Regions from separate parts of the Homo sapiens genome. Here region 2 is linked to region 1. A link is an interaction called in ENCODE POLR2A ChIA-PET data of the cell type or tissue named here. Cell type or tissue: PC-9. All regions are shown on one strand. Links, peaks and the distances in the headings refer to the core of each region. The heading gives the core; the rest is flanking DNA.

Evidence for each region. ChIA-PET counts read pairs that join two places held together with the same protein. Peaks named below come from ENCODE experiments on the same cell type or tissue, not always from the same donor. Only the 100,000 strongest peaks of a DNase experiment are listed, where the experiment ranks them.
Region 2: POLR2A ChIA-PET joins it to region 1 with 9 read pairs; 6 of 35 experiments call an interaction of 5 or more read pairs at or near these places.

What each region holds. Positions count from the first base shown.
Region 1 is chr17:64,485,322-64,489,321 of GRCh38, forward strand. POLG2 (DNA polymerase gamma 2, accessory subunit) reads right to left here. Exons shown (of 8, transcript NM_007215.4): 5 at 407-547. It also overlaps a transcript of MILR1 not described here. Among named protein-coding and RNA genes, the nearest start is that of POLG2, 9.7 kb to the right of the region's middle. In PC-9, for the core only: no CTCF peak of the experiment used is centred there; no DNase peak of the experiment used is centred there.
Region 2 is chr17:64,600,260-64,607,252 of GRCh38, forward strand. SMURF2 (SMAD specific E3 ubiquitin protein ligase 2) reads right to left here. Exons shown (of 19, transcript NM_022739.4): 2 at 6,343-6,381. Among named protein-coding and RNA genes, the nearest start is that of SMURF2, 59 kb to the right of the region's middle. RefSeq lists a silencer at 2,301-2,350. In PC-9, for the core only: no CTCF peak of the experiment used is centred there; no DNase peak of the experiment used is centred there; H3K27ac peaks cover 2,107 bases.

The DNA.
Region 1 (4,000 bases), core at 1-4,000:
CATGTGGCACAAGACCAGAAGCCAGACACCTGGGGCAGAGAGGTCAATAGCACAGGTCTCCCTGATCCGGGTCTTTCTTCCTCCTATGTACCAATGCTTCAGCTTCTGATACAAATGGAAGCCCACAGTGGAAAGGTTCAGGGGCTAGGAGTCATAGAGATAGCTGTCTGTTCACAATTAAACAGAAATGCCTTTGGGATTACTTATTAGGGATGCCTTGTTCTATTCTGTGAGAACCTGATTCTTATTCCTGTGGCCAGATTCTAAAAAAACTGAAAAATACTTAGACTACATGCACTAAATTTATTATTTAGAGTTTATGTTAGAAACCGAGCACACTAACATTAAGAACAAACAAACCCATATTTTTAGTTTCCCAAGTCTATCTCTGAAATATCAACAGCACCTTTCTATGAAGATTTTTCTTTCTTGTAAAGGAGTTCTCTGTCAGCTGGAAAGAATCATAGAGGTAGGCCAGCATGCCTCGGTCTAGGTCCCCATTTACAGAGAGAACACAAGGAACCACATTTTTTCGTCCATCTCGGCCCTTCACAGAAAAACAGAAGAAAAATAATCATTTCACAGAACTTTTTTTGTTTGTTTGTTTTTGAGACGGAGTCTCACTCTGTCACCTGGCCAGGCTGGAGTGCAGTGGCATGATCTCAGCTCCCTGCAACCTCTGCCTCCCAGGTTCAAGTGATTCTCCTGCCTCAGCCTCCTGAGTACATATTTTAGACTTACACAATCAGAATACAAAAGTAAAGTTTCATTTTACAAAGCACCCACTCTGTACCAGGCCTGTGGTAGGCACTGGGCCCACGAAGACGATAAAGATGCATTCTCTGCTCTCACTGAGCTCAGTGTTTCATCAGCGAGGCCCAAATGTGAATTTTAAAACTATGGTGCTTGGTTGGGCTCTATCCCAGAGATTCTGAACGAACTCAACTGGAGAGGGACTTAGGCATCAATTTTTTCAATAGCCCTACAGACTATTTCTTTAATGCTTCCGAGCTCAGAGTTAGTATTCAGAAAGGTAACACTTTTTTTTTTTTTAATACAGACAGAGTCTCGCTCTGTCACCCAGGCTGGAGTGCAATGGCATGATCTCACCTCATTGCCAACCTCTGCCACCCGGGTTCAAGTGATTCTCTTGCCTCAGTCTCCTGAGTAGCTAGGACTACAGGCACACACCACCATGTCTGGCTAATTTTTTTCTATTTTTAGTAGGGACGGGGTTTCACCATGTTGGCCAGGTTGTTCTCAAACTCCTCACCTCAGGTGATCAGCCCACCTCAGCCTCCCAAAGTGCTGGGATTACAGGCGTGAGCCACTGCGCCCTACCTCGAAAGGTAACACTTTTAAGTAAAAATTGTTTGCTGATTATTCAAAAGAGGCCTTAGGGAAAAAAATGGTGTGCTTTAGGGAAAGGGGTTTGGAGTATAATTTTCTGAAACGTAAAGTTATTTTCATAAAAAAGAAATCTTTCAAAAACTTACTTTTTGCATTAAAGCCATAATTATGAAAACAAACTACACATAGTACATGATATGAATTAAGTATTGATAAACAGACTTACTTCTTCTCTAAACTGAAGAGGAATCATTTCAAACTTCTTAAAAATTTCAATCCTAGAAATTTCTTAAGTTTTGGATAAAAACAGTTCCACTTTCATCTTTCTTTTTTTGTAAATCATTGTTCACCTGGATATTCATGTAATTTTTAAAAATACTTAAATAACCACCTTTAGCTAGAGTCACAGAACAAAAAAAAAAGAGAGAAAACCCCACAAATTTAAATCCTCAGCTTCTGTTAATTATTCATGATCAACCACAGTCTTCATTAATACATATATGTACTGACATTTTAAACCTATTTGAATTGCATATGATACTTTAAAGATTCACAAGAATTTGCCCTCAAAGGCAGTAAACTTTCTGATACCTGGGACTCTATTCTACCAGTTGTATTTCACACAGTTATCGTCGAACTGATAGTTAATAAGATAAACTGGGCTGGGAGCAGTGGCTCATGCCTGTAATCCCAGCACATCGGGAGGCCATGGTGGACGAATCACTTGAGTTCAGGAGTTCGAGACCAGCCTGGCCAACATGGTAAAACCCCACCTCTACTAAAAAGACAAAAATTAGCTGGGCATGGTGGTGCATGCTTGTAATCCCAGCTACTCAGCAGGCTGAGGCATGAGAATCACTTGAACCCAGGAGGTGGAGGCTGCAGTGAGCAGACATTGTGCCACTATACTCCAGCCTGGGTGACAGAGTGAGACACCATCTCAAAAAAAAAAAAAAAAAAAAAAAGACAAACTCAAGTACTGAAAGATTCTGTGGTGCGCTTTGAATCAAACAAAATCTAAATCTGAATCTTTATGAAGAATGCTTTAGGCTGGGCACAGTGACTCACTCCTGTAATCCTAGCACTTTGGGAGGCCAGGGCAGGAGGATCACTTGAGCCCAGGAGTTTGAGACTAGCCTGGGCAACATGGCAAGATCCCATCCCTATTTAAAACAAACAAAAAAGATTGTTTATTGTTTTCTAATTTTTTGAAAATTGGATATCCAACAATGTCAGGATATCTGGTGGCAACTCTTCCAACAATATCTGATTTCTCACACTATCCAGAATAAATTCTTTTCTATCCTAACTGTTCTTCAGCCTTTATTGGTCTGCTTCACTGTTCTCTAAAAAATATATTTGGACATTAACCATAAAATCAACTAAAAACAGATACAAAATGGCCTAAGAGGCTGGGTGCAGTGGTTTACGCCTATAATCCCAGCACTTTGGGAGGCTAAGGCAGGAGGATTGCTTGAGCCCAGGAGTTCAAGACCAGCCTGAGCAACACAGCGAGACCCCATCTCTATTAAATAATTTTAAAAAAAGAAAGAAATGGCCTCAGAAACATTTCAAGAAAGCATACTAAATGACAGAAATTCTACTTAATATTTTATAACATGTTCAACTAATGATAAATAATTTTGTGAACTCTGGAAACAGAAAAGGAACAATGTCATGGAAGAGAAAAATTTCTGCAATAGGAAAACTCTTCATTAGTGAAAATGATACCAATAAAAGAACAAAATAATCTGGGCATGGTAGTTCACACCTGTAATCTTAGCACTCAGAAAGGCAGAGGCAGGAGAACAGCTTGAGCCCAGGAATTCAAGACCAGACTGGGCAACATAGCGAGACCCCATTCTTCATACAAAAGAAAAAAAAGAACAAAATAAGACACTAATAGCCACAATACAAAAATCATCTTTAAATCCCTAGTCACAAGGTTGAGCTGTTCGTTAACTATGATAATAACCAATAAGTTTCATTTGAGAGCTGAGTACCCCAAAATGAAGTGTGATGGTGGTGGAGTTAAAGGAAAATGTTCACCAGTTAATAAGCCTTCTAGTTTTTCATTAGTTATTCATATTTAAAAATTCCAGCCTGGTCAATATGGTGAAACCCTGTCTCTACTAAAAATACAAAAATTAACCGGGCGTGGTGGCGCACACCTATAGTCCTAGCTACTCAGGAGGCTGAGGCAGAAGAACTGCTTGAACCTGGGAATCGCGACACTGCACTCCAGCCTGGGCAACAGAGTGAGATGCTGTCTCAAAAAATAAAAAAATAAAAATTAATCTACTTTCTACTCATTATATATAAACTCCTATGTTTTTGCTATATATTTTTTCTTTTTCTTTTTTTTTTTTTTTGAGACATGGTCTCATCCTGTTGCACAGGCTGGAGTGCAGCAGCACAGTCTTGGCTCACTGATGATCCTGGAACAATATATTGCTACAAAAGGTAAGGAAGTGCTCGTCAAGACAATGATGGAAATATGTCAAAAGGACACTGGCCAAGTCTAGGACAATTTGACCATCAAAATAAATAATGACAGTAACACACTGTAACCCCCTGAGAAAGTAATCTGTGAAATACCAATTTAAAAAAAAAATGGAGGAGAAGGAAAAGCTCTACAGTATATTGCTGA
Region 2 (6,993 bases), core at 2,943-6,942, 120 kb after region 1:
ATCAAAGATGACAATACAGTTTTCAGCCCAAAGCAATAATGAAAATGATTCTTTTGACAAAAATTTAAAAGGTGGAACTAAAAATGTTAGAGAGACAAAAATGTCACTTCATGTGTTAGACATTGGGATAGAGTAGATTTCCTGTGGACAGCTGAAAATACTAGAACAAAACAGCGTTAAGTGTTGGTGACTGGAGAAATTTTGCATGTTGGTATCAATGCTAATTTTTTTAAGATACTAATTTGCCAAGTTTCAAGGACAGACAAATCACCTATCAGTTCCCCAATTCTATGATTCTGTGATCTATCGCTTCCAAATAATAAAGGAGGACCAAAATTTAGGCGTTAAGTTTCAAAGAAACTTGGTAAGTTAGGGTATTAAATCTATTTGACTATATTGTTCTTGAAGCTGAGTGCTATGCATAGTATTTCAGTAACACCTAACCATTTATAAATGTGTTCAATGGAAGAATGTTTTTACCTCCACCCTCAATAAATGAAGATTTCCTCCTGGGAAGAATTCACTCTATCTTGTTATTTTCACTCTACTATTTAAATAAATAAACATATAAATGTGTATTTATGAGCAAAAACAAAAAAATCACATTTCTAAACTTTCCCTTTGGGTGTTATTAAACTAGTTGAAGAATTAAGTCTCTCTGGTTTCTTGCTTTTTTAAAAAAATAAAATGAAAAAGAATTAAGGACTGGCCAGACACAGTAGCTCACACCTGTAATTTCAGCACTTTGGGAGGCTGAGGCGAAAGGATCACTTGAGCCCAGGAGTTTGAAACCAGCCTGGGCAACATAGTAAGACCACCCCCCATCCCCCACAAAATAATTTAAAAGTTAGCCAAGCATGGTGGCATACGTCTGTAGTCTCAGCTACTCAGGAGGCTAAAATGGGAGGATTGCTTGAGCCTGGGAGGCCGAGGCTGCAGTGAGCCATGATCATGCCACTGCACTCCAACCTGGTTGACAGAGCAAGACCCTATCTCAGTGGAAAAAAAGATTAAGGATTAAGAAAAACAACAGCTGACAAAGGACTAATATCCAGAATCTATAAAGTACTCAAACAAATCAGCAAGAAAAAATCAAACAATCCCATCAAAAAGTGGGTTAAGGACATCAATAGACAATTCTCAAAAAAAGATATATCAACAAGATAGGCCAATAAGCATAATGAAAAATGCTCAGCATCACTAAGTATCAGGGAAATGCAAATCAGAACTATAATGCGATGCCACCTCACTCCTGCAAGAATGGCCATAATCAAAAAATTTAAAAATAACAGATGTTGGCATGGATGCAGTGAAAAGGGAACACTTTTACACGGCTGGTAGTAATGTAAACTAGTACAACCACTACGGAAAACAGTGTGGAGATTCCTTAAAGAACTAAAAGTAGATCTACTGTTTGATCTAGCAATCCCACTACTAGGTATTAACCCAGAGGGAAAGAAGTCATTATACGAAAAAGATACTTGCACACGCAGGTTTGTAGCAGCACAACTCACAATTGCAAAAATACTGAAGCAGCCCAAACACCTATCAATCAACGAGTGGGTAAAGAAATGTGGTGTGTGTGTGTGTGTATATGTGTGTGTGTATATATATGTTTATATTATATAATTATATATGTATATATTTATATATAATTATATGTGTGTGTATATATATATATACACACCTACATATACACACACACACACCACATATACATACATACACCATGGAATACTACTCAGCCATTAAAAAGAAATAATCACAGCAACCTGGATAAAATTGGAGACTATTATTCTAAGTGAAGTAACTCAAGAATGGAAAACCTAACATCGTATGTTCTCAGTCACATGTGGGAGCTAAGCTATGAGGATGCAAAGGCGTAAGAATGATATACTGGACTATGGGGACTGGGGGAAAGGGTGGGGGTAACAGGGGATAAAAGACTATACACTGGGTACAGTGTACACTGCTTGGGTGATGGGTCCACCAGAATCTCAGAAATCACCACTAAAGTACTTATTCATGTAATCAAACACCATCTGTTCCCCCAAAACTTATTGAAATAAAAAAATAAAATAATAAAAGAAAAACAATTTTTTCCATACAAAATGTGGCTTCCAGATCCTTAATTAAGTAGGAAAGTCACAGCCTTTTATGTTCCCTTTCTGTTAAATAACACAGTAAACAAAAACACCAGTTCAATACCTTAATAAAAAAATACATAGGTTTCAACTTAACCTGATTATATTATTCTCCAAAAATTTAACTTGAGAGCCAAGTTACTCCCATGTGGTCAAAAACTATCAGGTTTTCTGAAGTTAGTGAGACATCTAGTGGTAAACACAAAGTGGCTAGAGAACTTTCTGCATTTTAAAAAATTTCTCAGCCAGGCACAGTGGCTCACGCCTGTAATCCCAGCACTTTGGGAGGCCGAAGTGGGTGGATCACGAGGTCACGAGTTCAAGACCATCCTGGCTAACACGGTGCAACCACATCTCTACTAAAAATACAAAAAATTAGCCGGGTGTGGTGGCACATGCCTGTAGTCCCAGCTACTCAGGAGGCAGAAGCAGAATTGCTTGAACCTGGGAGGCGGAGGTTGCAGTGAGTCGAGATCGCGCCACTGCACTCCAGCCCGGGTGTCAGAGACAGACTTTGTCTCAAGGGAAAAAAAAAATTTTTTTTTGTCTCAATTCTCCCCCATCATTTCTGAGACATGTAAAATAGCTAAAGCTCAAAAACCTCCTTACTACACAAATGCACTTGAAAAGCTGCAAATAATAATAAAATAACATTTTCAACTCAAAAGTGTGCTACCTTCCAAAGAAAACAGCTTCATTTTCAATTGGGCCAAGAAAAAAAAAAAACATACACAACATTTAGCCAACCCATCTTGGTTTTAAATGACTTCAATTTGGCCCCCTATAAAACACCTTATTACCTTACACAGAAATCTTTTTTAAAATGTTGCAGAAGAACAAATCTAAATGAAAACATTCCTTTTCATATAAAAAATACACATAAAACAGATAATGAAGGCAGGGCACAGTGGCTCATGCCTGTAATCCTAGCACTTTGAGAGGCCGAGGCAGGCGGATCACATGAGGTCAGGAGTTCGAGACCAGCCTGGCCAACATGGTGAAACCCCGTCTCTACTAAAAATACAAAAATTAGCTGGGTGTGGTGGCACATGCCTGTAATCCCAGCTACTCGGGAGGCTGAGGCAGGAGAATTGCTTGAACACGGGAGGCAGAGGTTGCAGTGAGCCGAGATCACGCCACTGCACTCTAGCCGGGGGACAGAGCAAGACTCCGTCGGGGGAAAAAAAAAAAAAAAAACATAATGAATAAATGGGTAAATATGTGATAAAGTTAATGGTAGAATCTAGATGGTGGGTCTTTACTATAAAATTATTTTATCTGTTGCTTTATGTTTGAAATTTTTCCTGCTAAAATTCTGGGGGAAAGGGGAAGTGACTTATTTTTAAAAGCCAATAAGCTTGAAAACAGTTCAAAAACATGAGTTAAAAAAACTTTTCTCAACAAGGATAGCGCCCAATAAACAGTATTACCTCACATACAAATTACTCTTCAAAAGACAACACATGGCAGTGTATTTTTTCCTGCGATGAAAAATATATATCTATTTCATCACCCTATAGTCGTACTTTGTATTAAAATTTGCTTTTCTCATTCAATACAATTTTAACTGAATCGCAAGCAAAAACTTAACTATATTTTACTATTAATAACTGCACTGATCAATAAACACACATTCATTTATATTTAATTGAAGAATTTAGGAATTACTGTCTCTGAAATTAATGTGGGCAACCCTTAACAGGTCAAAAATCTGTATAAGTATACATGTAAATCTACCACAGAATGGACCTGCGACCTTGGCCAGTGTGAACCTGGGAGGTAACTTCCATTCCTGGCTAACTCCCCTCTGAAGCCCTAAGGATTACCATTCCTGTTTCTCTTTCCAGGCCATCAAGAGTCTCCCATTCTAAGTTTTAAAGATAATCACACTGTTTCCCCTAATCTTATCCCTAAAGCAAGTTCACACTCTTAGAATTTTTATCAATTTTTACTGCCTACACCCATGAAAAAGGGAAAAGATTTCCTTCTTTCTTTCACTTACAATTTAAGGACAAAGATCATATAAGGGTTAACAATCAGCTCTCAAAGGTTTATAAAACATTAATATATGATTCCTCTAGATATCCTAGGAAAAATGAGGTAAGAATATCTGGATATTTTATTAGAGAAGCTGTGTCTTGGGACTCGAGAGGAAGGAAATTTGAAAAGGAAAGCTGGGAGACAAAACTGAAGATTTTATCTTCAAAACCAGAGCAGATGTCTTGGAGAGTGCAGAAGCAGCTGTAAGAGTGCTCCTCTCAGCCGGGCGCGATGGTTCATGTCTATAATCCCAGCACTGTGGGAGGCCAAGGCAGGAGGATCACGAGGTCAGGCATTCGAGACCAGCCTGACCAACATGGTGAAACTCCGTCTCTACTAAAAATACAAAAATTAGGCAGGCGTGTTGGCGTGCACCTGTAATCCCAGCTACTCAGGAGGCTGAGGCAGGAGAATCGCTTGAACCCGAGAGGTGGAGTTTGCAGTGAGCCGAGATCACACCACTGCACTCCAGCCTGGGCAACAGAGTGAGACTCCGTCTAAAAAAAAAAAAAGGAAAAGTGCTCCCCTTACTTCCCTCCCTTTTCTCCTTGTCCAACCCTATTTGCCACTTTGCAAGCCCACTAGTATAAATCCTACCTTAGATCAACCTTATCAAAGGTTAAAAAAAAAAAAGTACACCTCAGTTAGTAGCAACAGGGATGAGGTAGGAAGTGAGCAGCAGCCTGAGACAGATAACAGTGATTGGAGGCAACAGGGAGAGATGGGAAGTTCTGTGGCCATTGGGACCTTCCACTGTGACAAGCTTCTGGCGAGAAGGCACATGGTACATAAATTTAAACTGCTTATAATTTGCGTCCTATGTTCCAAATTATCCTATTTGCTTTCTCATATAAGCAGAAAGATAACCATAAACATTTATAACTATATAGTTTTATAAGATGTTATTTTATAAACTTTAATTCAGGTTCTGCTCTACAAAAACTCAAAATAATAAAATTTCAAGTGGAATGAATTAAGTATAATTTTAAATTATATTGGCCGGGCACAGTGGCTCACACCTGTAATCCCAGCACTTTGGGAGGCTGAGGTAGGAGGATCACTTGAGACCAGGAGTTTGAGACCAGCCTGGGCAACATAGCAAGATCCTGCCTCTACAAAGAATAGTAAATAAATAAATAAATAAATTAGCTGGACGTGGTGAAGTGTGTCTGCAGTCCACCCACTCAGGAGGGTGAGATAGGAGGATCCCTTGAGCCCAGGAGTTTGAGGCTGCAGTGAGCTATGACTGTGCCACTCTACTATAGCCTGGGTGACAGGGCAAGATCCTGTCTCTAAAAAGAATATATATATATATATATATATATATATATATCTTATTTCTTTTAATCAAGCCCCTGAAAATCATCTACTATCACATGAAATCAAACAGCACACATAGCCCGTGACTTGAATTTAAAAATTTAATGAATCATCTCTATTCTAATTTCAAATGTTTTACATAAAAAATTTTGTTGGCTGAAGTTTTTTTTTTTCACTAAAAATTATATCATTTTTAACCAATAACTTAAAGCTACAACAGAATAAAGATTGTAATATACATGCTGGGTACTTCCCAATCCCCTCTCATAAAACTTAGTACTAAATAAAGCCAGAAAAAAAAATTACAACAGATTGGTAAATATAAGGCATATATGGGAACCAAACATCTGCTTTGGAATCTGAGAGGTAAGAGCATCTAGGATCAAATGTGGCAGAGATTTCTTTCCCACACTCTGGAAATTCCAAGCAGGCTCAATGACTTTTCTACCTTCCAATGAATCTTGAATGAGTAAAGTTTCCCATGAAATTTTCAAAAGGAAGAAAGTGTTCACAAAATAATCTCTTAAACCTTTTCTAGAACTCTAGTAGTATGCACACCTTCAATATACATTACACACATCTGCATTTACACACCTGCATACACACTCATTCTCATAAATACGTGGGAGAGGTGAATAAAAGGAAAGGGCTAAGCCTAAAAAGCACAAAACCTTCTAAAAAAAAAATGTGATGCCAAATGGCTCTGAACCGAAGCATTCATAATAAAATAACACTGACAATACTTCTGAATAGAGAAACCCCTAAACCAGAGAATTCTGAAAACGCTGTTCCCAAAGATCTACATACAATACACAAGATTTAAAGTTAATTTACTTACGGAAAAAATCCTTTTTCACCAGGTTTTTTGCACAGAGTACTGTAAAAAAAAAAAACAAAAAATACATGGGAAAAATTAAAATGTTAAGAGTGTACTGTTACATTTTAAAACACGGAAAACAGCAGTGAATAGTTAAACCCTAACTATAGCAAGGTATGAAACATGACCACAAACTTTCGAACTAGCAAATAAAAGACAGTTGAACCAGTGGTTGCAACTTTCAATGATCACCAGTAATAGCTGAGGGCAAGAAAGTTTATAAATCTGATATTCTAATAATAAGGTAGAAATTCAATTCCTATCTTCCATCAAGATCTACTCTCTGAGAAACTCAGTGGCAATAGGAAAAATAGTTCAAAGGAGATATGTAAAGTCAGGTTGTTATATCTATTTTAAGGATGAAATAATTTTATACTGAAGAGGATCACAAATAAAGATAAAGCTTTCCTGATATAGATGAGTTTTTTTTCTTTTTTTTTTTTTTTAAATAACATTCTGTTCTCCATCTAAATGCCACAGAAACTTCATGGGAGAAATCAAATTACCTTCTCCTAAATCATCAGTTAAATGACAAGATATGTCTACTATATCTTTTAAGAATTTAAAGTTAATATATTAAAACTAGATATCCCAAATCCACATTTTCCAAGT